Regions from separate parts of the Homo sapiens genome. Here region 2 is linked to region 1. A link is a contact called in ENCODE Hi-C or POLR2A ChIA-PET data. All regions are on one chromosome and are shown on one strand. The core of a region is the stretch at or near the end of the contact, and the rest is flanking DNA. Distances in the headings are between cores, read along the strand shown. Region 1 overlaps NAV2 (neuron navigator 2). Region 2 overlaps NAV2 (neuron navigator 2).

Region 1 (3,321 bases), core at 492-2,991:
ACAGCTTTTAAATTATTTGTTGCAACAGGTCTCACTATATTGCATAGGCTGGTCTTGAACTCCTAGGCTCAAATGATCCCCCCATCTCAGCCTCCCAAAGTGCTGGGATTGCAGATGTGAGTCACCATGCCCAGCCAACAAATATTTATTGACTGCTTACTATGCAACAGGCAGGCACAGTGCCAGCCAATGAAGATACAGGAGCATTCAAGACAGATTTGACCCTAACCTTTAGAACTTACAACAGGTTTGGGTTTTGTCTTTCCTATCCCATATATATATATATGTGTGTATATGTATATATATATGTATATATGTATATATATATGTATATACACACACACACATATATACACATATATATACACATACATACACACACACACATGCATATACACACACACATATACTCACATACATACATACAAACACTAATAAACCAATTCTGATGTAGTGCTACCAGTGCTAATACAGATACAGCAAGTAACAAGGAAGCATACAGAAAGGTCACTACCTCTGCTTGGATGGAATCAGAGAGGAGATGACCTGACAGGCAATAAAGGAAAAGATACAAGGTATTATACATGCAAATGATGCATGAGAGCACGAAGCACCCTCTTATGAACAAATAATACAAACAAAAATAAAGTATAACAACTATCCATATAGCATTTACATTGTATTAGATATTATAGGTAATCTAGAGATGATTTAAAGTATATAGGAGGATCTACATAGGTTATATGCAAATACTATGCAATTTTACATGAAAAACTTGAGCATCCACAGATTTTGGTATTTTCTGGGGGTCCTGAAACCAATCCCTCATGGATACTGAGGGATGACTTTAATTAATTCAGCATGAATGAGTTCCTCAATTTCTGAAGAACGGAGTCTCCCCGCAGGCATCTGTGCCCATATTTGTTGATGGAGTAATTCCTGCCACCAAGGAGGGAAGACAGCAGCCCCTAAAAAGCCACTGTGGAAGACCAAATGCTTACATCCTGTTTTCTCTCTACACTAGGCTATTGATCAGCCTCATTCTCAAAAGCCAACATCCTTAGCCCTAAATATCACCAGCCAGGAGCTTTAAACCAACACAATGACTCACAGTGAAAAGGAATTGAGACCACAGCCTCTATCAACCACTAGATGGACACCACAGGCTAAGCTGGCTTTCTCCAAGTGTTCTGTAAATAGAACCATTGAGCTTCATAGCGTGTGGTAGCGAGTTATATAAGCATAAGGTCCTGCCAGAGTAGGCATCAAGAATAGACCATTCTCAAAATATTAAATACCTGCTAAGTCCCAGTCTCTGGGTTTAGAAAAATAATGAGTGCTGTCTGCCTGCTAGGAACTCCAAGTTTAGTGGAGAAAGACACACACACACACACACACACACGCGCGCGCGTGCACATTTCTTGTGCATCTCAGATTCTTGCCTGTTCTTTTCAAGCTCTATCTCTAATATTCAAAGGTTAAGAACTTGTTCCAGTTCACTTGGCAGAGCCAGGATTAAATCTCAAGTCTGTCTGCCTTTTAAGAACATACTCTTTCCTCAGTACCATCCAGTGGCTTTCAGACACTTCCCATGCAAAGTGAAACGCTTATATATAAGGGTAGGTGTGAACCAAGACTACCAGAAACACGTGAGACTGAGCTAACTGTGACTGGGGGAATCCCAGAGGACATCACAGGGGAGACATTTTCTTCAGGATTAGTCAGATGGGCATGAGGGGAAAGGAATTCCAGGAAGAAAGCAGCATGTCCCAGGAGGGAGGGCTTTGCAAATGCAGGAACCAGAGGCAGGGCTTTGCAAATGCAGGAACCAGCTTTTGGTGGTGGCAGGTAGCCTAGAGCAGTGGGAAGTCTGGAGTGTGTGAAGGGAAATGTGGCCGGGGGCAAGTCAGCGAAGGCAGATGAGGCAAAGGCCATGAAGAGCCTCCACAGTCAGTTAAGGCATTCAGATCTGTTCCCACAGGCAATGGGAAGCCATCAAAGGTTCTGAGAGGGAGAAACTTCTGATGTTATATTTAAAGGGTCATTTTTTTGTCCATAAAGGGATATCTACTTATACTTTGGAACATTACACAACTCAGTGCCTCCTTTGAAAAGAAAAAAAAAATCATTTCAAACATATGGACGTGGAGTCTGCCCCTTTAATTTTATTCTGTACCATATGGCACTTTGAATTTTTAGAATATGAGTAGAAGATTGACTTCACAGATCAAAACCTAGTAAGAGAAATTTCATCTGTTATTTTAATTTCCTCCCCACTACAGCCAATGCCCAATTTATCAATCCAATAAAAGGGATGAGTGAGATCAGATAACAACCTGTAAAGTACTTAGACATGCCTGGTATATACCAGGCACAATATAAGAACACACACACACACAAAGTGTAAGAGGCATTTGCCCTTAATTCTTAGCTAAACTACATGGTAATATGGTAATAAAGTAATTTCAGCCCTACCATAGGGAGAATTGAAGGATACACACAGGTGCACATGCACACACCAGTACAGAAAATGAACTAGAGGCATCAAAAAATAGCTGTTATGCCAAGCCGAAGTACAGCATCACTTTAAAAACAGAGGTCTTAGGTTTTTAGAAACCAGAATTTACTTCCATATCAGATTTTCTAAATAAACTTACTATAAACTTTTACAAGAACTTTCCTCAAAGAGCCTCTGTACAGATTGATATATTACTCATACATCAAGGCTACATTTCTACTAAGCCAAATAAACATCTGGACAAAAGCTTTAATCATTTCATTGTTTCCAAGCGCCTGGATGTTTGAGGGAGATAAGGCATCTAGACCCCGACTGGGATTTTGGTCTTTATCAGATACAACTGCAAACAGAAATCCAGCTGAAGGTTTAAAAACCATATTAATTGTAGCACTTCAAAGCTCAGGGAAGTCAAATGACATGCCTAACGTCACAGAGCTGGCAAGAGGTTGGGGAGGGTTTAAGCCCTGGTCTGCCCAATATGATATCCCAGTCTATTTCCCTTTCACTACATCAATTGCCTCAACAATGCCTTATTCAGCACATTCTGAAGCACAGAATAACCAGCCTTTCAATATTTACAACCTTGCCAGTTTATAGGAAGAATATGATGAGTAGAAAAGACATTAAGTGTCTTGCTCTGAACTCTGCGTGTAAACACAAACTGGTAACTTGGCCTCAAAGCAGAAATTCACATGCATTTCCACAGAGTGGATACATGCTTAACAAGTGTTCTAGAATGCTACAACTAGAAGGAGCATTAGGTTCCATCTGGGCTACCTCTCCTCATGCTGAGGGTACATTTC
Region 2 (3,087 bases), core at 455-2,954, 140 kb before region 1:
CAGGACATAAAAGGCTCTCCTTAAAGGGTTCTTGTCGAGGATGATTGTTCCAGTGGGTCTGATACTCCTTCCTGCTTCCCCTCATGGTAGAACTCTTCTTTCCCATGGGGAGCTCATTCCTGGTGGTTCAAGTGGAACCAATCCAGCAACTCCACCAATTCTCCTCCACTGGTCCAGCTCTTCCACCAACCCAAATGGATGGGCTGGTGCCCAGGCTCGGACAAATCCTCTCCCTGGTCATAATGACCAATTCAGTGATGGGCATTTGACCTATAGTGGGCCAGAGTCATCCCTAGGAATTATCTGTTACATTTTCCCAAAAACCCCTCTTTCCTTCAGGTTCCTAAGCTAGAAGAAGGAATTGGGCTACCAGGGGCCATTTCATCAACCAGGTACAAAGAGCTCAATAAATAAGCACAGCCGATGGGCAAAGCTGAGGCAGGCCTGGTCCTGATTCACTGTCTGACCACCTGGATCCAGCTGTGCTTGAGGTGTACCCCTGGATTGCCCAAGGCCATGAGCCCATACATTTCCTTTTTTGTTACAGCTACTTTTGAGTCTGTTTCTGTCACTTTTAGTCCAAAGGCACAATTGTGGAATTTCACTTGCTAGCAGGAGGAGGCTGTGTGAGGCTCAAGCAATATGTACCACTTGCCACCTGCAGAGCAAGATCTTAATTCCTGCTGATGGAAAATGGTGGGGTGCTTGTGGAAATTCTACCAACCAGGAAATACACCTTGCATCAAACAACTGCAAAACTGCAGTCAAGAGCAGTGCCTTTCAGGGAAGTAAGAAATGAGACAACACAAAAGAATGAGCCTAGTACAGTATTTATGAAAGTCTATATTCAAGTGGTCCATAACATATAGGAAATGATAGGGTTTTACAATCAAATACATTTGGGACAGACTGGATTAAACAGCCTTTTTAACAGCAGGAGTTAGGACACTGAATGACAGAGCCTTTGATGTACCAGTGCACTCCTGTCCCCTAAACACAAATGGGGATAACGATGTAGTTTCCCAGAATTGCATGGCAGTGAAGCTTTTTTTTTCCTCAGTGAACTTTGTGGGCCTGGAGTTCTAAGGAATCCACTGGCCTGGGGCTTAATATCACTAGGTAATGAGAAACTGGAAGCTCTAGCAGCATCATGCGTGGGCACAAGCTTCAGCAGTTTCATCAGGATGCTCAGAGTGACTCCTACAGCCTATTGCAAGTCGTGGTTTTCCCATCTGTAGAACGGGACTGCATCCAAAGCTTGCTGGCAAGAGTAATTCATCAGTATTAGTAAAGCCCTATTTCAACAGGGTTATTAAGATTCCATCATCTCAGAGTCATAAGGCTAATGGGATCTTTTGTTAGATAATTGCAGCAATAAACTAAAATGATTTTGTTTCCTAAGGTGGTTGAAAAAGCAAAAGACGGTTCAACTTGCATAGAGTAACTGTGGTAGAAGGGAGACAAGCAGCCCACAAATACATGCACAAACAAAACTGGGGCCACAAGTGCCTATGCCAAGTCACAAAACAAACACTGCAATTCCTGAAAGCTCCGACTTCTGCAACAAGCTCAATTACCTTTCACAGTCACTGAGATGGTCGTGTTCTCTCCAACCAGATAGCCACAAGGAAGCAGCTCCGGTGTTTCGGAAGTGTTGCTGCGCTTGATTTCTCCAATGCTGTAGCCAAGAACGCTGTCTGAATTCAGCCCTAGCTGACTCACTGGGTCGACATGAATGATGTATTCCTGGAAAAAATAAAAAATAAAGACCCCATCAAAGATGTGGCTAAAATCTGCCCATGACTCATGTTTTCCCTGGGTGATTTATGATCATATTCTCTTCTTTCTCAGATGTCTGAGTTGAAATTGAGCTGTGGGATGAGGGGGAGAAAAACTGACTTTCTAAGGGGATAAAGCCCGAGTACCACAGGCCTCTTAAAATACAGATTTATTTGGTTAGCAGTGGAAGAAAAAAAACAAACCCCTAACAAGGTTGTGAACGTTTAGTCTGGATGAACCAAGCACGGAAAAGCTAGGCTGCTTTTCCTAAGTTCGGCTGAAGTCTTGAAGACATCAGGGCCTGTGAATGGTGCTGGAAAATTCACGAAAAAGTAATTTTGACAGGAAATCTCTCTTCCATCCCCTTCTTTTGGCTCAAAGATCATACAAAGAGATTAAAATGCAGACTGCTAGAAAAAATCAGCTCTAGATCTTTGAGAAGGAAAACGTGTGTTTAATTTGGAAAGTGTTCCCTCTTAGTTGAGTGAACAAAAGGTTTTAGGTTAGTAAATGTAGAACTAAGGTCCATGTACTAGGAGGTGACTGCACGATGACTTAGGTGGAATCCCAGTAACAGGCTTTGCATGGTCTCATTTCCTCACTTACTATGATGCCAATGTGTCTCTTTTCAGCCCAAACTGTTATTCTAATCCAAGGATGTCCCAACTGTCCATCACCAGAGATAAGTTTTTGGCCTAGGTCGGAGAATCGGTCCATCTAAGCCATTCATATGTCTTCTCTGGTCTCATTTCTATAGGCTGGCTTACCAGGATGGGGACCAATCTCCAGTCAAAAAACAGAATTTTCTCTGTATGAGGCTACCTGGATCTAGCTGTTAGAAAGAAACTATAGTGTACTATTAGGTTGTTGCAAAAGTAATTATGGTGGTGCAATTACTTTTGAACCAACATAATAGTTAAGTTAGGTTTTGAAGTCAGACCAACTAAACTGGACCAACGGGGTCTAATTCTAGATCCATGACCTTGAAAAAGTGCCCAACCTGACCCTCACTTTCTTCACCTTTAAATGGGATAATATAAGGGGCTTGGCATAGTGTCTGGCACAAAAAACGTGGACTATTATTACTACTCAGGGAATATGATTAATGAGCCCTTATAGTTGTTGACTTACTTCAGGACAATAGAAAAAATGTACCAAAAGCTTCCTTCAAATCACCATGTGTTTCAAGGTTCACCCTGGTACTCATTAGTTATTTATCCCATGGCAAACACCCAATCTAATGATGTGATTAAAAAGAATAGAGAAATAAGTATGGCAACATCCTTGAGCCTGGCCATCGATCAGACA

Evidence for each region. Hi-C counts contacts between places; a loop is a spot of excess contacts on that map. ChIA-PET counts read pairs that join two places held with the same protein, here RNA polymerase II (POLR2A). Pooled maps may share reads with other maps.
Region 2: a loop to region 1 is called in a map of endothelial cell of umbilical vein, with 5 times the contacts of the local background. The contact joins two enhancer-like sites. A Hi-C loop is called at or near these places in 15 of 168 maps with a recorded cell type or tissue (B cell, CD4-positive, alpha-beta T cell, GM11168 and 11 more) and 7 of 50 pooled maps. POLR2A ChIA-PET finds 5 or more read pairs at or near these places in 6 of 52 experiments (AG04449, MCF 10A, OCI-LY7 and 3 more).

What each region holds. Positions count from the first base shown.
Region 1 is chr11:19,951,940-19,955,260 of GRCh38, reverse strand. The region is part of intron 10 of NAV2 (neuron navigator 2); the gene reads right to left. Among named protein-coding and RNA genes, the nearest start is that of NAV2-AS3, 28 kb to the left of the region's middle. Within about 2 kb of position 1,741, at least 5 of the 41 ENCODE cell types and tissues checked have a DNase peak (open chromatin) inside an H3K27ac peak, as active enhancers do; they include endothelial cell of umbilical vein, where a contact is called at or near this core.
Region 2 is chr11:20,096,236-20,099,322 of GRCh38, reverse strand. NAV2 (neuron navigator 2) reads right to left here. Exons shown (of 38, transcript NM_145117.5): 31 at 1,578-1,746. Among named protein-coding and RNA genes, the nearest start is that of NAV2-AS2, 48 kb to the right of the region's middle. Within about 2 kb of position 1,704, at least 5 of the 41 ENCODE cell types and tissues checked have a DNase peak (open chromatin) inside an H3K27ac peak, as active enhancers do; they include endothelial cell of umbilical vein, where a contact is called at or near this core.